Regions from separate parts of the Mus musculus genome. Here region 2 is linked to region 1. Evidence: chromatin loops called from intact Hi-C (ENCODE). Cell type or tissue: heart. All regions are shown on one strand. Each heading gives the region's core, and the rest is flanking DNA. Links, peaks and the distances in the headings are about the cores only. Region 1 holds the start of Zfp207 (zinc finger protein 207). Region 2 holds the start of Rhot1 (ras homolog family member T1).

Region 1 (10,203 bases), core at 663-8,662:
GTGCGATCCTGACGTGCATGTAACGGTTTGCTCAAAGACAAGAATTTAGCCTGCCCTAAAGGAGCGCTCTTTTAATTCTAGCACTCTGGAGGCAGAGGCTGGAGAACTTCAGTGAGCTCCAGGCCTCCCTAGGTTACAAACCCTGTTCCAGGCCAGCCAGGACTACAGAGACCCTGCCTCAAAAATAAAATTAAATAAAAATTAAATAGGGCTGGAGAGATGGCTCAGTGGTTAAGAGCACTGACTGCTCTTTCAGAGGTCCTGAGTTCAATTCCCAGCAACCACATGGTGGCTCACAACCATCAATATCGGGATCTGATGCCCTCTTTTGGTGTGTGTGAAGATAGCTACTACTGTGTACTGCTGGAGAAATGGCTCAGTGGGTAAGAATACCCAACTGCTCTTCCGAAGGTCCTGAGTTCAAATCCCAGCAACCACATGGTGGCTCACAACCATCCTTAATGAGATCTGACTCCCTCTTCTGGAGTGTCTGAAGACAGCTACAGTGTACTTACATATAATAAAAATAAAATAAACTTTAAAAAAAGGAAGGAAAGAAGGAAGAAACCTGTTGAGAAGGGATTATGGAAGTGTTATATGTGTTGATCTACATGGGGGTTCCATAGGCATGTGTAAAGGACAAAGTATACAATAAAGATGCTTACATTAAAAAAATGGAAGATCCTGGAGACCATATCTGTTTTGATCCCTCTGTCCCTTCTTGGCATACCCTGCCCCCTCCCCCTGCTTGCTTGCTCTTTCATTTGTTTTCTTTTTCTTTTATTTCTTTTTTTCTTTCTTTCTTTCTTTCTTTTTTTTTTTTTTTTTTTCTTTTTGATACAGGGTTTTTCTGTGTGGCCTCTGTGGACTGCAAAGTGTGGCCTACCTGAGACTTCACTAGATGGATTTTTTTTTTTTATTTATTATATATAAGTACACTGTAGCTGTTTTCAGACACACCAGAAGAGGGAGTCAGATCTTGTTACGGATGGTTGTGAGCCACCATGTAGTTGCTGGGATTTGAACTCTGGACCTTCGGAAGAGCAGTCGGGTGCTCTTACCCACTGAGCCATCTCACCAGTCCCCTAGATGGATTTTAATATAAGTAACTTGTAACAAATCTGTTAGAACTGATGAAAGTCAACAGGAAAAACCAGCAATCATAGGGAAGTGCTCTTACTGAGAGAGACAGGAACAGTACAGAAGAAAGTGAAGGGACAAGAGTCCAGGGTCTGGAAAACGCTCATTCATAAACACTCAGAACCACGATGGATGGTGCGCCATCCAAAGAGGTCCATAGCGGAAACAAACCCAGCTAAATACCGTTCTGTTTCAGACTGGTCGGCTTTTTATGAGAAAGTACCATAAACTGGGCCATTTATAAAAACAGAAATGATGGTGCATACCTTTAGTCCTAGCACTCAAAGGCAGATCTCTGAGTCCAAGGCCAAGCTGGCATATACAGTGAGTTTCAAGCCAGCCAAGGATACACAAGTGAGACTTTATCTCAACAAACAAGCAAATCCAAGAACAAATAAAAATGGAAATGTATTTCTCCCAGTCTGGAAGAAGGGAAGTTACAGATGGAGGAGGGCCTGGCAGGTGTGGTGTCAGGAAAGGACCCTCTCTCTTCTTGTTCTTGGAATGATGACCTCTTGCTCTGTCCTCACAGGCTAGGAAGGTTGGCTCTTTTTTTTTTTTTTTTTTTTTTTTTTTTTGAGACAGGGTTTCTCTGTGTAGCCCTGGCTGTCCTGGAACTCACTCTGTAGACCAGGCTGTCCTGGAACTCAGAAATCCGCCTGCCTCTGCCTCCTGAGTGCTGGGATTAAAGGCGTGCTCCACCATGCCCGGCGATGGCTCGTATTTTTATCACTGAGTTGTTGTGTGCATGTTCTAGACCTAAGCCCCTTCACAGATATATGGTTTACAATATTTTCCCCCATCCTGTGGGGAGAGTCTTTTGTTCTGCAAAGGATACTTATAAAAAAGCATTTTGGGGGTTGGAGAGATGGATGGCTCATGGGGTAAGAGCACTGACTACCCTTCCAAAGGTCCTGAGTTCAATTCCCAGCAACCACATGGTGGCTCACAACTATCTGTAATGAGGTCTGATGCCCTCTTCTGATGTGTCTGAAGATAGCTACAGTGTACTCATATAAATAAAATAAATCTTAAAAAAAAAGCATTTTGAGACGCTAGACAAGGATGTTGGCTCTCAGAGGCAGAGGCAGGAGGATATCTGAGTTTGAGGCCACCTTGGTCTACAGAGAAAGTTCTAGAACATCCAGGGGTACACAGAAAAACTCTGTCTCAAAAAGACTTTTATTTTTAATTTTTGGGATTGGAAGGCTCAGTAGTTAGGAGCACGTACTACTCTTGCCAAAGACTTGAGTTTAATTTCCAAAATCCAGGTCATGAGATTTACAGCTCCCTGTTAACTCCAGTTCCAGAGAGATCAGAGGTTCATGGTCTCCTTGGACATCTATACCAAGAAGACTGCTCAGACGTGGGTTTAGGCCAAGAGAAAGTCTTGGTTAGCTAGTCAGAAAGTACTGTGCACATTCAGGATCCTAGTGTAGTTCTGAGCACTTCCCAAGGTGAGCTTTTAGCCCAATAATCTTGTCCTGCTTTGACGTACTCTAGTTAACAAGAGCAGTTAGCCAGAAACAGAACTATAAGAGAGAAAAAAAGCAACGTTAGTCCATTTAGAGAATTTCCCATATCTATGAACTTTGATGAATCAGGCCATTTTGGCAGTGCTGTCTAAGTGCTGAGTGCTATCCTAAATGGTAGTTCCATCATGGAGGCAGTTGTGTTAAGGTTTGGGGCCCTGTTATACACACCCAACGCACAGAGACACACACATACACCTATAACTACTAATAATAAATCTTTAAATTTCACATTATTGTGTAGGGTCTAAGCATGGAATGTACACACTAAATGACACAGAGGTCAGACATCACCTTTTGGAGCCTACTTCTCTGAGTTCTGGGATTATAGGCTGTGCTTCCATGGAATGCCTAGGGTTGACCCAAAGCTTTGTGCATGCTGGGCAAACATTCTACCTACTAAGCTCCAGACCCATACAGATCCAGCCCCTTAACTATCTGATCTATATTAACAGGTTAAAAATGACCCCAATATCCTGGGTTTGTTGAGAAAATATAAAAACACAACTCATGAAATGTTTCATGGATATATTCCCTGATTTTACTTCTTTTTTTTTTCTTTCTTTCTCTCTTTTACTGATTTGTTTATTGTTTGTTTGTTTGATAAGACAGGGTTTCTCTGTGTAGCCTTAGCTGTCCTGGAACCCTCTGTAGGCCAGGCTGGAGATCTGCCAGCCTCTGCCTCCCAGTGTTGGGATTAAAGGCAAGGCTGTGACTCTACATTTTTAAAGCACAAGCTTGTAGAGTCCTATTGATTCCACTTATGGGGTTCATCTCATGAAAACAGGGTAGTGTCCTAGCAACCGTATGAACTCAGAAACATCAGATTCTCATAGATCTGTGCAAACACAGTATAGGTTGTCCCGAAGACAGAATTCAGACAGAATTGAAAGGCAACCTAAGACTTTGGGCGGCAGTATTAGAAAATTGTAAAAGTTAAAAAAAGGAGTAATTAAGCCAGGCAGTGGTGGTCCATGACTTTAATCCTAGCACTTGGGAGGCAGAGGCAGGCGGATTTCTGCTTTTGAGGCTAGCCTGGTCTACAGAGTGAGTTTCAGTGCTCTTAACAGCTGAGCCATCTCTCCAGGCCCCTCAATCTTACTTTTAAATGAAGTTTCATGTATCCCAGGCATTATTTAATTCACTATGTAACTGAGGTTAGACCTTTAACTCCAGCCTCAGCCTCCTGGAATTCCCTGATTGCAGGCATGTTCCACCAACATTTTTTGTTTGCGAACCTTTCTGTGGTTTCAAGAGACTTCAGCATATACAATATCCAATTCTCTTACACTCTTCCTTGCCACATTTTCCAGGATTATCTTTTGCCAGCAACACTTTTCCTGTCTTGTTACTTTTAAGTTCAAATCCTCAAACACTGCATTTTATCAGTAATTAAAACTTCGATACAAGGTTTCTCTACATAACCCTGAATGTTCTATGTAGGCAGGAACCTGGCTATACATTCAGATCCACCAGCCTCAGCCTTTTGAGTGCTGGGATTAAAGGCATGCACCATCCATGCTTGGCTCACTGCATTTTAAAAAAAAAATTTTTTTTTTTTTATTCAAAGACAAGATCAGGCTTTGTTCTCCAGGCTAGCCTCTAAGTCTTAGCCTCATAGCATTTTCTGTCTTGGCCTTCTGAGTGCTGGGACAACAGACACAAGACCCAGGTAATAAGATAACTTAAGCTTTCTCCCACTGCATCTTCTTTCATCTTTCTAAACATTCCTATGTTCTCCGAAGCCGCTTAAGGATTGCCTTTTTGCGATTCTGAAGCACTTCACATTTCCCTTATCGCTACTGCTGATCTCACCCATACTGCTTCCTAGACTGTGGTTCACTGAAAAAAAAAACGGTAACTCTTCCTTGACCATATACGCCCCACTCCCGAAAGGCAACTGAAACAAGATTTAAAAATTGACCAGGTCGCAATCCGGGCGTGTGCCTTTAATCCCAAACAGTCGCTGGCAGGCAGAAGCAGGCGCATCTTTGAGTTTGAGGCCAGCTTGGTCATTTCCTCTATCAGCAGGGCTATGAAGAGACCCATCTCAAAAAATAAAAGCAAAACACACAACAGCAAAAAACAAAACAAAACAAAACCCAAATTGACCATGTCCCAATTATCTTTATTTATTTGTAATCTATCCTTAATTATACTCCTAATCTTTTCCTCCCTTCAATTTGCATACGGGATAGCCGACGTACTGGATGACCCAAGCTCTAAAGGATCAGCGTCCTCAGCCCGGGAGCGCCACCACCACTTAACCCCATTAAGATGGCGGCAGCGCCCGCTCAGCCACTCAGGGCCGAAGCCTGCGTCACGTGACCCGCACAGCTCTCACCGCGGTGGCTGATGGGAGGTGGAGATAGAACGAGGGTGTCGGCCATTTTGTGTCTGTTTCCTGCGGGACGCGCTGGTGGCGGTTGGTGTGGAGAACTCTGCGAGTCTCTTGGGTTTTTTGTTTTTTGTTTTTTCCAGCTTCTTTCCGCCTCTATTCTGCCTGTTCTGTAGGGCGCAGTTATGGGTCGCAAGAAGAAGAAGCAGCTCAAGCCGTGGTGCTGGTATCCTTTGTGGGGTTGACGTGGAGGCCGAGCGTGGGTGTCGCTTCTTGAGAACACAAGTCTGATAGGTTTGGGTTAAGCCTGTTTGGTAGGGCCCGGCCGGGCCCAGCCGAGCCTTTGTGCTGTGGCTGGGTTAGGATTTGGGGTGGTTTCTTGTAAAATGGGGTTCTTCGGGCGAGAGGGCTCCGGAGTTTGGTGGCGCTGAACTCGGTGACTCAGGCGCTTGTTTGTCGCGATCATTGGGCCTGGAGACGTTCCCCAAGTGCAGTCGTCCCTAAGAACTCCTGTCTCCGTTGTTTCGTTGAAGACCCCACAAAGGGACTTGAGTTTGGGGTAAATGTCCTGACTCCCTGGATAATTGAACTGTGACTAGCCCCCCCCCCCTCGCGGTGAAGAATCGGCTTCCGCCTCTCTTTCGGGCGCCTTAATCTTGGGGAAGCGGTTGCTTAACTGGGTGGAGTTTCTATTATCGTTACCCAATTTTGTAGGACTGGTTAAACTGTTAAGAAGGAAAACAATTTTCTCTCTTTTTTTTTTTTTTTTTTTTTTGTGGATAACGTATTACGCTAAACTGATTTTTTTTAATCTATTACAAGAAAACTATTTGTCTCAAGACAAATTTGTTTTTAAAATAGTTAAGTAGCTAAAAATCCGTCACGAATTATTTAATGCACTCACAGAAAAAGTCTTGCGAGGTCAGAACTCTTAGTATATGCGAATTTACATTTCCTGAATGCATAGATTAATAATGAAACTGGAAGAAATTTTATGGATTCTTAGTTGAATGTGCCCTTTGTCATGAGTTGTATAATGGATTATGAATTCCCAGTTTCAACTCTATTGTATATTTAATGAATTGTGAAATTGCCTCCCCCCCCCCTCTGTCTTTTTATTTGGGATTGGGGGTCTGGTTGTCTGGAAATTGCTCTGTCCACCAGGCTGGCCTCCGCCTGTCTCTGCTTCCCCAGTGCTGGGATTGAAGGCATGGATCACCACTGCCCAGTTTGAAGTTGCCTTTTCTTTTGAAAAGAAATATTTTGAGTTAGTCTTGCTGTCTGACCTGGCACTCAGAATAAATATCTGCCTTTGCATGTGGAGTGTTGAAATCAAAGGCATGGGGTATGCCAGGCTAAAAGATTTTTATTTGGGCTTATGATCTTAGACTGCATACCAAGTTTATCTAGTTCAGATGTAGTCATTCCTGCCACAGATTGCCTGCAGTGTGCCACTGGTCCTGGCTCACTTGATTTTGGTTAACCCTTTCTCCTTCATGGAACTCCTTTTATTTGTTTTTGTTCTTTAAGACAGGTTTTCTCAGTGTGTCTCAGTCTGTCCTGGAACTTGCTCTGTAGGCTAGCCTGGCCTGAAATTTAAGAGTTCCACTTGTTTCTGGCTCCCAAGTGCTGCGATTAAAGGCACTACTGTCTAGCTGACACTCTTAGCATGTACATTTGTAAATGTTGAAATAATTTAAAGGTCAAAATTTGGGGTGTGTGTGTGTTCTTTGTGGCAGGGCTTCATGCTATGCTGGATCACAAAACTTGAACTCTTGGTTCATCCATGTAGCCTGACTGCCCTGGAACTTACTCTGTAGATCAAGGTGGCCTCATTCATATTTGCCTGGTTTTGCCTCCTGAGTGCTGGGATTAAAGGCATGCACTACCATAGCCCCGAAAATCTGTAAATGCATGTTTCTCCTGCCTCCACTTGTGCTGGGGCTTTGTAGGTGTGCCCTACACCCAGCATCCAAACTGCTGGAAGTTGACCAGCCCATTGCATGCTAGACAAGTACCCTAACAATGGAGCTACGTTCTCAGACCGGGAGGTACATGATTAATGTAATTTCCAAATATAAATACTAAAACTGAATTGTTTTTTGTTTTTTTGATTTTTCGAGACAGGGTTTCTCTGTAACCCTGGCTGTCCTGGAACTCACTCTGTAGACCAGGCTGGCCTTGAACTCAGAAATCCACCTGCCTCTGCCTCTCAAGTGCTGGGATTAAAGGCATGCGCCACAATTGCCCAGCTTTAAAACTGAATTTATATTAAGTTCCCTCCTTTTTTATTAGAAGTGTGTGTGTGTGTGTGTGTGTGTGTGTGGTGTTTTGCCTACATAGGTATGCTGTATACCTAGTGCTCTAGGAGGACAGAAGAGCATTAGAATCACCGGGAACTGTCATTCTGGTTGTGAGCTGCCTTATAGATGTGGGAAAAGAATCTGGGTATTCTGAAAGAGCAGCAAATGCTCTTAACCTTGGAGTCATTTTAACATTTCCTGTTAGATGAGATGAAAGGCATTTGTTATATTATTTATATTGAGGCAGAATCTCACTATGTAATTACTTTTGTTTCCTTTAGTTGGCAGGAGGGCAATTTTGTGCAGTTTTTTAACCTTAATGATGACCAGGTATTGTAACAGAGATTTTGATGATGAGAAGATCCTTATACAGCACCAAAAAGCAAAGCATTTTAAATGCCATATTTGTCATAAGAAATTATACACAGGACCTGGTTTAGCAATTCATTGCATGCAGGTAAGAATTTCTCTTCTGTTTTGACCTTGTCCCATTGTGATTTGTAACCACATGAATAATATTGAATTTGTCTTTGGTTGTTTATATATTGGGTAAATAGCCAAATCTACTTAAAACTCAGGTATGTGTTCTATTCTCTTTTTTTGGTAGGTGGTAGGGATAGAACCCAATTGATAAGCACAAGCTTTGGCACAGGAGTACCTACCTAGAATTCACGTCTGTTCTGTGGCCATTAAGAAGATAAGTGGACTTGACTGTTAATTTTGAGACAGTTCTTACTTAGTATTTATTCTAGCTGACTGACCTAGAATGTTGTTATGTAGATTCGGCTACCCTCAAATTCACAAAGATACTCTTTCCTCTGCCTCATAAGTGTATTCAGTTTTTTGTGTGATGAGTATACAAGAACACACCCTATTTGGAAGTATTGTTGTGTTCAATGTCCAAATTGCTTGCTTGCTGGTGCCCCCGTTTTTTTTTTTTTTTTTTTTGTGTGTGTGGATTTGGACGCATAGTTTGAGTACATGAGGCTGGGAGGTGTTCTTTGGAGCTGAATTTTCAGGCAGCTGTGAGCTCTTATTTGGGTGGCAGAAATTAAACTCAAGTCATCTGGAAGATCAGGAGTGCCTCTAACTTCTGAGTTCTTCAGCTTCTCTTGAGTTTTTTCATAATGAAATAATGAAAACTTCAAAATTTGTATTTTTGCATCCTGATGTCATAGTTTATATAAAGGCTGGACTTTGTAGTTTAATGGTAGATCTTTTGCCTAGCATCTTTAAGGCCCTGAATTTGATCTTTAGTACTACCCCTTTTCTCCTTTGTATTATTGTAGTAGCCATTTAGATGCATCTTTTTATGTTAACTTACAATTAATTGTTATGTGCTCATTAGTACACAGTTGGCTTTAGAAGGCAGAAGAGGGTGTCGTCCCCCTTGACCTGGAGTTACAGATAGTGGTGAGCTATCAGTTGTGGGTGCTGCAAGCCAAAGCCTGTTCGTCCTTAATCTCTGAACTATCTCCAGCCTCATTAGTTTATTGTTTGTGCATGTTCACTTGGAGTTTGTGGGAGGACTAGGAATCTGACTTTGTTTTTTTGAGACAGGGTTTCTCTCTGTAGCCCTGGATGTCCTGCAACTCATTTTGTATACTAAACTGACCTTGAACTCACAGATTTATATTGTGAAAGAAAATAACAAAGTGGTCTGTCTCATCATAAATGATAGAGAAAATGAAAACAAGACAACTAATAAGACTAGGAAGCTGTCAGATGAGAAGAGATCTGAAAAGGAAGTAAATAATTTCCAAGGAATAGCAAAATTCAATGATCTTTGTTTTTTGTGATTTTTTTTTCCTATACTAAATGAAAGAAATGGCAGTAGTAAGTTAGTTAATCTGAATGAATGAAAGGAATGTAGGAAGTAAATATAGTACACTTTGATGTTTCTATGCACCTGTAGCACTATGCTGACAGTCTAACCCTGGGCCTTCAGAATTCTAGGTTTCTTTTCACTTGTTCTGTTGCTACAAAGCAAGAGCTTTGGCCCAGTTTTCGCTGTTTTGAGACAGGATTTCTCTGTAGTCCTCACTCCTCTGGAACTCACTGTTGATACCAGGCTGGCCTTAGATTCAGAGATCTGCCTGTTTCTGCCTCCGAGTGCTGAGATTAAAGTCAAGTGCAAACACTGCCTAGAAGAAAGTTTCTGACCCATCAGTCACCATGAGTAGTCTGCTGAGTAGTTTCTAGTTTAAAAAAAAAAATTTTTTTTTAAAGGTCCATAAAGAAACCATAGATGCAGTACCAAATGCAATACCTGGGAGAACAGACATAGAGTTGGAAATATATGGCATGGAAGGTATTCCAGAGAAAGATATGGATGAAAGACGGCGACTTCTTGAACAGAAAACACAAGGTAAGATTTACATGTGTATTAAAATACATTTTCACCTTGAGAGTATTGCCATTTTGAGACTTAAATGAACATAGGTTGTCTGGCTTGCACCTTTATACCTGCTGAGTCCTCTTCCTGTCTGAGTAGATGTGATAACAGCTTTGTATCACTGCACTGAGCTCCCAAATTGTAATACTGCTTAAGGTTTTTTTTTAAGATTTATTTATTATATCTAAATACACTGTAGCTGTCTTCAGACACTCCAGAAGAGGGAGTCAGATCTTGTTACGGATGGTTGTGAGCCACCATGTGGTTGCTGGGACTTGAACTCAGGAACTTCGGAAGAGCAGTCGGGTGCTCTTACCTACTGAGCCATCTCACCAGCCCTATTATTTTTTAAGTTTTACTTAAATCTCTTTGGGTGCTTGGCCTGTATCTAAGTCTGGATTCCACTGTGTCTGGTGCCCACAAAGGCCAAAAGATGTTGTCTTTTTCCCAAAAACTCGGATTACATCTGGCTATTAGCTGCTTTATGTGTACTAA
Region 2 (10,203 bases), core at 988-8,987, 170 kb before region 1:
GGCAGAACTCTTGAGTTCAAGGCCAGCCAGGTCTAAATATTGAGTTCTAGGACTGCCAGGGCTACATAGAGAGACCCTGTCTCAAAAATAGAACAACAACAACAAAAAGAAGTTACCTCCCTCCCTCAGTATTTATTTTATTCTCAGTATTTAAATATTATTTCCCACCTATCAGGCAGTATTTATAGGGCTTTTTCATTATATAGGAAGATAGAATTTTTTTTTTTTGGTTTTTTGAGACAGGGTTTCTCTCTGTAGCTCCGGCTGTCCTGGAACTCACTTTGTAGACCAGGCTGGCCTCGAACTCAGAAATTCGCCTGCCTCTGCCTCCCAAGTGCTGGGATTAAAGGTGAGCACCACCACACCCGGCAAATTTTTTTTTTTTTTTTTTTTTTTTTTTTGAGACAGGGTTTCTCTGTATAGACCTGGTTGTCCTGGAACTCACTTTGTAGACCAGGCTGGCCTCAAAAACTCAGAAATCTGCCTGCCTTTGCCTCCTGAGTGCTGGGGCCACCACGCCGCCCTTTAAGATTGAATTTTCTTAACTGTCTCACACAGTATGCCATATTGTTATTTCTTTGGCCTCTGAGGCAACAGAGAGGTTAAATAATTTGACTAATAATGCTTAGCAAGTAATTGGCAGAGTTAATGAACCAAGCAGAACCAAGCAGCAGGAGGACTCGGAATTCCCTGCTCTTAACCACCCATGTTATCTTTAGGGGAAATTCTGAGTGACCTCTGATGGACGTTTGTTAACATCATGAGAAGGACACAGGGCTCAAGGCTAGCCATGGGGGGCCAGCTCAGCTCAGGGACAGGGAGAGAGAGTGGGGAATGGACAGAGAAACGTGTACACTGCAGGCGAGGGAAACTCCAGCTGATCCCTTCTTTCTCCTTTAACAAAGTGCTGGCCTTGATTTGTATTCATCCATAAATATCGCCAGGTGAAATTGCTTGCTAATGAGCTGGACAGATGGCTCAGCGGTTAAAAGCACTGGCTGCTCTTCCAGAGGTCCTGAGTTCAAGTCCCAGCAACCACGTGGTGGCTCAAAACTATCTGTAATGGAATCTAATGTCCTCTTCTGGCATGCAGGAATACATGCAGATAGAGCACTCATATATAAAATAAGTAATAAATCTTTTTTTTCCATTTTTATTAGGTAAAGTAATAAATCTTAAAAAAAAAAAAAACAGCAATTGCTTGCTGTTGCTTCCTTCCTGGGGGTCTGGATTTTTGTTGTTTTATTTGAGACAATATGGACGCCAGGCTGACCTTAAACTCACAAGCCTCCAGCTTCAGCCTCTTGAGTGCTGTGATTACACACATTCAGCTTGGATTGTTATTTTACTTTATTTTACTTTATTTTATTTTATTTTATTTTATTTTATGTGTGTGGGTTCTTTTGGCTGTGTACTATGTGCATGTTCAGTGCCTTCAGAGGCCAGAAGGCACTACATCACCTGAAACTGGAGCTACAGACCACTGTGAGCAACCATGTGGATGCTGGGAGTCAAACTTGGGTCTTTGCAAGAACAGCCAGTGCTTTTAGCTGCTGATCCATCTCTCTGGCCCGTCTGCTTGGATTTTAAAGTAAGTGTTATTTACAAAGTGCTTCTTCATAGTAACATCTCTGATGTCTTCCCAGATCTTTTTCTCCTTAGATCCCTGCCTAGCAGACTTTTTCCCTTGATAAAAATGTCAAAGCTTTTAGATAGCACACATCTACAATACCATGAAGGCTTCCCTCTCCTGTGGGAGCCCTGCAAAATTTGAATTAATGCTGCTCTCAAATGCAGCGGTGCATCGAGCTCCTTGGGTCATGACCCACTACAGAGTGTGGCTTGAGGTGGCAGTTGCCCAAATGCTTGCTCTTTTTCAAAAGGCCTTTGTGATTAATGATCTGGTCTTTGTGTAACTTTTTTTTTTTTTAAAGAAAAGTTTTGGGCCTTGGAAAATGGCTTAGTGGGTAAAGAAGTAAAGACTTGAGTTCAGATTCTCAGCACCTACATAAAAAGTGCCACGTGTGTGTGCTGACGGTGGAGGGTGCAGGGGTGTAGAGACAGGCAAATCCTGAGTGGCTTGCTGGCCAGGCGGTTTAGCCGTATCAGTGAGTTCTAGCTTTAGTGAGAGACCCTCTCTCAAGCAAAACCAAGGTGGACAGTGATGGAGGAAGGCTTCTGACTTCCAATAGCATGAGAAGGGGTATGTGTTTGCATTAAACACACACACACACATGCACCACACACTAAATAAACACATCTTTTTTTTTTGGTTTTTGTTTTTCAAGAGATGGATTCTCTGTGTAGCCCTGGCTGTCCTAGAACTTGCTCTATAGATCATGCTGGTCTTAACCTCACAGAGATCTGCCAGCCCCTGTCTGTTGAGTGCTGAGATTAATGGCATGGGAGATATCCCCAGCTAAAATTCTGTATGATACATTATTCAGATACAAAGCACAATCTCTGACTTACTGTGATTTGACTATTTATTTATTATTGCTGACCTGTTTTGAGTCAAGGTCTCTTTATGTAGTCTTGGCTGGGATGGAACTATTTTTTTTTCTTTTTTAAAAACATTTTTATTTATTTTATGTATGAGTGCTCTACCTGTATATACACTTGCATGCCAGAAGAAGGCATCAGACCCTGGTATAGATGGTTGTGAAACACCATGTGGTTGCTGGGAGTTGAACTCAGGACCTTTGGAAGAGCAGGCAGTGCTCTTAACCATTGAACCATCTCTCCCAGACCCTGGAGTAGAACTCTTTTAAGAAATCAGCCTGTCTCTGCCTCCTGAGTACTGGGATTAAAGGCACCTGTCACCACTTCCAGCTATATTAAAAAAGAAATCTATAGTAGTGTCAATTGTTTCTCTATCTTTTGGCTAAAATGTATCATAGTGCCAAAGTGATAACATGGTTAATAGAATTGTATTTCACAATTTTTGATGCCTTTCTGGGCTAGTAATAGGCAGGACAGCAGCAGCAAGTGTCTCTCAGCTGTGTGATCAGGAAGATAAACTACTGTGTTATTTAAATGTGGTGCTTGGAAGGTTACTAGATTACTAGATTTCTGTTTATAGTGGGTTTATCTGGTGGTGATTCCATCAGAAAATAGTGGAACATTTAAATATTACTTCATGAGGTTGCTCCAAATATTTATGCAAGGAAGGGTCTGACATCTTCATTTGGTAGAGAAGAAACAGGCAGAGGGGCCATGAGTCCTCTAGAGTCCTGTAATCTTCTTTGCAGCTACCGTCCTAGGGACATCTCCCTGTGAACAAGAGGTGTGCCTTCACCCCCTGTTGTATCACGGAGTGGGGTTTTGTTGCTTGTTTGAGACAGGGTTTCATTGGGTAACTCAGGTTGGCTCTCAACTAGTGGTCCTGCTTCAACCTCTTGAATACTGGGATGGTTTATATCACCACACCAGCTTTCCCAGGCACTTTTTAAGAAAGGGTTTCCTTCTATTTCTGTCTGTCTGTTTTTTTGTTTGTTTGTTTGTTTTTTGAGACAGGATTTCTCTGTATAGCCCTGGCTGTCCTGGAACTCACTTTGTAGACCAGGCTGGCCTCGAACTCAGAAATCTCCTGCCTTTGCCTCCCAAGTGCTGGAATTAAAGACGTGTGCCACCACCGCCTGGTGGGCATGAAATATCTATGTGTGGATAAGAATAGCTTTGATGGCTTAATCTTCTTGCCACCACCACTTTCAGGTTTGAAATACCATGGCTCCTTAGGTCTCACCCTAAAGCCCAGGCTGGCCTCAGATTCATGGCAATCCTTCTACTTCATCTTCCCAGATGCTGGGATTACAGGCATGAGCTATCACGCCCTACTTTTTTTTTTTTTTTTTTTTTTTGGTTTTTCGAGACAGGGTTCCTCTGTGTAGCCCTGGCTGTCCTGGAACTCACTTTGTAGACCAGTCTGGCCTCGAACTCAGAAATCTGCCTGCCTCTGCCTCCCCGGTGCAGGGATCAAAGGCGTGCGCCACCATGAAAAAAAAGCCCGGTTGTCGGCCTTTTTTTTTTTTTAAGCAATTTCTTGGGCTGTGATATAGTCTCGGGTAAAAGTGCTTTCTGTTCAGGCCTGATGACCTGAGTTTGACCCCTGGATCCAAAGTGCCTCTAAGAGCTGGCTTGTGCCATAATGTCAGCCAAGTACCAATTCTTGAGGACTGTCCTCTGACCGCCACATACTCACCATGGAAGATACTCAAACGCACGTGTCATACACAAATATACAGAATAATACATTTTGAGGGGGGGAAAACAGGTGATGGGCTCTGGGGAGTGTTCACACCCTGGGAGCCAGTAACCTTGTTCAATAAAGCATTTTTGAAAGGTAAGTCCAACAGTGTGAACACAGCTGAAAACCAGGTAGGCAGGTCTCTTGCCCTCCTGGACATTATCGTTTAGTGAAGAAATCTCCGATTCACGACCAAGCTCCTGCTGCGTGACCCTGGACTCTTCTGTTCTTGTTCTGTAAAACAAGTGGGCTCTGACTGTTCTGACCAAGGAATCTGTCACTTACATCCTCTGGCAGTGTTCAGACTGTGGCAGGCAAACCTCCGGGGTTTTGCGCTACCGTCTGCCTTCCTGCAGGGGCGCTGTTCAAGATACGAGAGCGTTGAGGTTCCGAAAGCTCTTGTCCCTCGCCGCCCGCCGTCGTCCTCGCCGCCGCCGCCGCCCGCGTCCGCGGAGCCGGAGGAGGCGGAGCTGGCTTGCCCCGGCTCCCAAGCGGAGCGGTAGAGGAGGAGTCGGTGCGGCAGGTCCTGGCGGCCGAGATTCGGGCGCAGAGGCCGCTAAGGCTGGCAGGGAGCGGCGGTATCGCGGGGAGAGCGGCGCCACGGGCTGGACGCTCCCGGCGTGAGGCGTGCGCTCCATGCGTGCGGGCCGAGTGCGGCCCCTGCGAGCCTCCGACATGAAGAAAGACGTGAGGATCCTGCTGGTGGGAGAACGTGAGTCCGCGCCCTGCCCGGCCTCGCAGCCCGGGTGCCCTCTCCAAGCCTGCCAGCCCCTTTGCTCTTCCCTACCGTGGCCCTCTGCTCCTCGCAGGCCTTGTCCCCCTTCAGTCCCTAACGCCCGGTCCTCTCGCTGCGAAAGCTGTCGCCGTCGCCACCACCTCCTCGAGTTCTTTCCTCTTGGGCCTCAGCGTTTGTCGGGCCACCTCCCGTCCGACCCTCTGGTCGCCTGTCAGTCACTCATTGCCAGGCAGATGTTGGAACAGGCAGACTGAGCACTTGGGACTGCGGGAACCGGCTGGCGGGGGACACTAGGGGGAGGAGGAGTGCAGAAGTAGTCGACTTGGGAGCAAGGTCAGGTCTCTGGAATTTTTTTTTTTTTTTTTTTTCACTTGCTGCCTTCACTGCTACTGTGCATGGGCATTAAGAGAGAGCGTTGGCTTGCTTGAGTAAGTAGCTCAGTAGTAGAATTCTAGCATGCATAAAAACCTGGATTCAGTCTCCAGCACCAAGAAGAAAAAAAAGAGCTTAAGATAGCGGGATTTTTTAAAAATTAGATTTTTTTTTTTTTTTTTTTGCCGTACTTGTGTCGAACAAACTCCTTCAAGTTAATAATATGAGTATTGAGTGAACGATACTTAACTAGGGAGGGATCTTTAGATGGGGCGATTGTTACCCTAAAAGTCTTAATTTTCGCTCCTTGTTAGACATTCCATAGTTCTGTAGTAGTTCTTTTAATAAGAGCAGGCATATAGGGCTTCCGAACAGGCACATGTTCCCATGCTCTTTAAAGATAGATCTCACTTTTTTCCTGGTAAAGAAGACAAAACAACAAAAACAACGCTTTTGCTGGCTGATAGGAATGCAGTATAGAGCAGGGATTTCTGATCTTACTGCGAGGTACATGACTTAATCATGGCAACTAAGTTAAAAAGAGGGGTTCATTAGTTCATGTTTTGCCATTGCTGATTTGAAGCATTCTATTATAAACCACTCAATTATATCTTTAAGTAGCCTCTCTAGGTCGCTGTGATACATTCCTAAGGAGGAAAGTGTACATATTAAGAAAAAAAAAACAATTTTGGGGGGGTGGGGTAGGGTGTGCTCTTAGGGCCCAGACAGAGCAAGTCAGATCCCTCGGAGCTAGAGTTACAGGTGGTTTGAGCCACCAGACTTGGGTTTTCTGCTTTTAACCACTGCAGCCCCAAGTCTGCTGGCCTCAGAAAGGGGCGGGAGGGGAGGAAACGACTGTGGACTGTTGATCCGTGTAGCTGTAGCAGCTTTTGGGAGAACTCTAGTCAAAATTGGGAACTAAGCTCCCGTGAAGCATAGTTTGCTTTTTTATTTTCAGTTATGGGTTTTTGGCCTTATTTATAATGGTATCTTACTCTTTCTTTTGCATCAAGTTCTCTAACAGTAAAGGAAGACATTATTTAAGGCATGGTTGGTGCTGATACATTTGGGGGAAAATTAGGGAAAGTGAGCAGGTGACCCCTTAATTGTATTTTCTAAAAGTCTAATGCTTTTTAAAACTCAATTTGTAAAAAAGATATTTTGGATTTGGTGTTCAATATAGGAACCGATGATACAGCATTAGTGTATAGACTGAGTAGAAATGCTATACATGCTGGGCGTGGTGACGCATGCCTTAATTCCCAGCACTGGGGGGGTGGGGAGGGGGGCGGGCTACAAAGTGAGTACCAGGACAGCCGGGGCTACACAGAGAACCCTGTCTCGAAAAAAAAAAAAAAAAAAAAAAAAAAGAAGTGCTGTACATATGTCAGATTCAGTGGCACCGTAGGACATTTTACATTAACTTTAACAGTATTACTTAGGAATATGCAGAAGTTTAAAATTTGTTAGAAAAAGTATGTCATGTAGTCCTGAAAGCCAGCTAGAGAATCGGAACAACTCTGTGTGGGTTTTCTGACCACAGGGAGCAAGTTATAAGAGAAAGCCTTAGCTTTTGAAGGAGACCCTGCTTTTTCCTAAGAGGATGGTGCCAACCATGTGGTTGGCACACATCTGTGAGCCATTACTCAGGAGTCTGAAGTAGGAGGATGGTTAATCAAAAATTTTCAAGGACTAGCGTGTGTAGCTTAGTGGTAGGGCACTTGCCTTACATGTAAGAACTTCTGCTCAATCTACAGTATAGCGTAGATATAGGGTAAGGTTGGCATCAAAGCGTTAGGCCATCTACTACTATTAAGAAAGCAAACTATAAGCCGGGCGTGGTAGCACACACCTTTAATCCCAGCACTTGGGAGGCAGAGGCAGGTGGATTTCTGAGTTCGAGGCCAGCCTGGTCTACAGAGTGAGTTCCAGGACAGCTAGCATGGTTTCACAGAGAAACCCTATTTTGAAAAAGCCCAACCAAACAACTAAACAACTAAATAAACCGTATCACATGTATATATTTTCCATCCCCTTCTTCTTTTTTCCCCTCTCTACCCTTTTCTCATTAAGGTAAAATACTAAGTTTGCTAGGCTGCCTGGGAAGTGGTTGTATAGTGACCTGGAACTTTTGGTCCTCCAGCTGTACCTCAAAGGCCAGGATTGCTGGTTTGTCCCACCCTGCTTAGTTTTTGTGGTGCTTTGTATCAAGGCTTAGTGCTTGCTAGGTAGCACTCCACCAAGTGAGCTCCTCAGCTCTTATACAAATGCTTTCACAGTTTGAAATGTTAGAAGTATAGTTATACTTAATTGAAGTATAGGATATCAGTTATTTTAATGAGTAGTATTTGGTAGGTAAATCCTTTTTTTTTTCCCCTTCAGTTTTTCAAAAATGGTTTCTCCGTATAGCCCTGGCTGTCCTGGTATCCTGGAACTCATTCTGTAGACCAGGCTGCCCTCGAATTCAGATCTGCCTGCCTGTCTCCCAAGTGCTGAGACTAAAGGTGTGCACTACCACCCAGCCTGAGCTTTACTTCTTACGCACGCGTGCGTGCATGTGTGCGTGTGTGTAGGTGTAGGTGTGTAGGTCTGAGGAGAGCTTGTGGGAGTTTGTTCTTTTCGACCATGTGGGTTCTGGGGATTGGACTTTGGTAGTCAGGCTTTGAGGTAAATGCCTTCACCTGCTGAGCAGTCACACAGGCCCTACTTTTTGAGTTAATGTAAATACTTGTCAGCCTTTAGCCTAGCTGTAGCATTTTAAATCCTAGATTTAGGGCTTACACTTGTAATCCTAGCACTCAAGTGGGGAGCCAGGGGGGAGGAGATCACCACAGGTTCAAGGCCAATTTGGCTTATCTTAGTGAGTTCTGGCAAGTCTAGGCTACATAGTGAGATACTATCTTCAAACACAAGTACACACACACACAAAGATTTTAAAATTAAATGACTAAATGGTATGTAAGTGTGTGTCAGAGACTATTTTAAAATATATCTGGCTCATTATCTATTCTTCTGATATTAGACAAAAGTTATTTTGATTTGAGGTTTTGTGTTTTGTTTTGTTTTTTAAAAGAATTATTTATCTTATGAGTAGAATACACTGTTGCTGTCTTAAGACACACCAGAAGAGGGCATTGGATCCCATTAGAGATGGTTGTGAGCCACCATGTGGTTGCTGGGAATTGAACTGAAGACCTCTGGAAGAGCAGTCGGTGCTCTTAACTGCTGAGCTATTGCTCCAGCTCGTGATTTGAGTTCTTAATATGCTTATTTAAACATCTAGTTTTCATTTGCTTTCAGATGGTTGCAGGTGGGGGAGGCAGAGAGAAGGAACAGCCATCCATTCTGGTATGGTGAATTTCAAGTCTATTCTTCTGGGTCATTCTGTTATTTTGTGTTTCTGTCAGTGTCCTCCCTGAGCCAGGCAGGGCCACTTCATTCATTGACTCTGAAGTGGTGATTGGTTTCCGTGTTGTATTAGCTCAGTCATCTTGCTCTACCGGTGCAGTGAAAGGATGTCTTCTTGGACCATTCTCATGCATCTGGGCATCATGCTACTAACTGCTTTCTGCTTCGTGCAAAGATGAAGGAACTTAGGCTGTTTATAAAGTCTTGAGACATTTTGTTTGCAAAGAATGACAAAGTATTTTAAATGCCATTTATGTCATCACTTAATTTATCAAATACCATTCAAATCAGATCAAAAGTGAATTACTATTATCACAGAACATATTCCTAAAAGTCTTTAAAAGTGCACTCACATGAAGCCTAGTCTTCAGGTCATAATTTTTCATGTTCAGATCTGACACCTTTCATCTATGCACTCGGGAGGCAGAGGCAGGTGGATCTCTGAGTTTGAGGCCAGCCTGGTCTACAGTGCAAGTTTTAGGAAAGCCAGAGCTACCTTATAGAAAGACTGTTTTTTCAAAAAAAAAAAAACCAAAAACAAACAAATAAGCTTCCCTTTAGCTAGGTTTGTTATACTATGCTTAACAAAATACCCTTGTTAATCATAGCATTAGCAATACTTTATTAACCAATTATTTAAATATCATGGTTAACATTAATGGTTACTTTTTTGTTTTGCTTTATTTTTCAAGACAGGCTTTCTTTGTGTAGCCTTGGCTGTCCCAGAACTCACTCTGTAGAATAGGCTACCCATGAACTCACAGACATCTGCCTCCCTCTGCCTCCCAAGTACTGGGATTAAAGGTATGTGTCAGAACGGCTTTGCACAAAGTATTCTGTATGAAGTATATAGGGACATTCTTTCTATGTCCCTAGCACCTATGAATCAAAATTTACCCTTAAAGGCTTAAAGACTTAGGAGATGGCTCAGTTGATAAAGTGTCTGTCACTAAAACATGAGCACCTGAGCCTGGATCCCCAGCACCTACTTAAAAATGCTGGGTATGTAGCTGGAGAGATGGAGAGCAGATACAAGCACTGACTGCTTTTCCAGAGGTTCTGAGTTCAATTTCCAGCAATCACATGGTGGCTCACAACCATCTGTAATGAGATCTGATGCCCTCTTCTGGTGTGTCTGAAGACAGAAACAGTGTACTTACATACATGAAATAAATAAATAAATAAATCTTAAAAAGGCTGGGCACGGGCTGGAGAGGTGACTTGGTGGGCAAGAGCACTGACTGCTCTCCCAGAGGACCTGTGGTTGGGTCCCAGCACCTATAAGGTGGCTCAGACCATATGTAACTCCAGTTCTAGGGTGTCTGACGCTCTCCTCTGGCCTCTGCTGGCACTGTGCACATGTGGTGCACAGACATTCACACAAGTGAAATCCATATAAATAAGTCTTAAACAAAACAAAACAAAACAAAAAACAAAAAGC

The links. Peaks named below come from ENCODE experiments on the same cell type or tissue, not always from the same donor. Only the 100,000 strongest peaks of a DNase experiment are listed, where the experiment ranks them.
Region 2: a loop joins it to region 1, with 2.4 times the contacts of the local background. A loop is called at or near these places in 1 of 42 quality-filtered maps.

What each region holds. Positions count from the first base shown.
Region 1 is chr11:80,378,260-80,388,462 of GRCm38, forward strand. Zfp207 (zinc finger protein 207) reads left to right here and starts at 5,020. Exons shown (of 12, transcript NM_001130169.1): 1 at 5,020-5,236; 2 at 7,644-7,770; 3 at 9,543-9,681. The coding sequence starts at 5,196. In heart, for the core only: no CTCF peak of the experiment used is centred there; a DNase peak (open chromatin) is centred at 4,992; H3K4me3 peaks cover 4,305 bases; H3K27ac peaks cover 2,358 bases.
Region 2 is chr11:80,204,366-80,214,568 of GRCm38, forward strand. Rhot1 (ras homolog family member T1) reads left to right here and starts at 4,686. Exons shown (of 19, transcript NM_021536.8): 1 at 4,686-4,958. The coding sequence starts at 4,883. In heart, for the core only: CTCF peaks have their summits at 4,602 and 5,291 (motif pointing right); a DNase peak (open chromatin) is centred at 4,676; H3K4me3 peaks cover 2,315 bases; H3K27ac peaks cover 1,135 bases.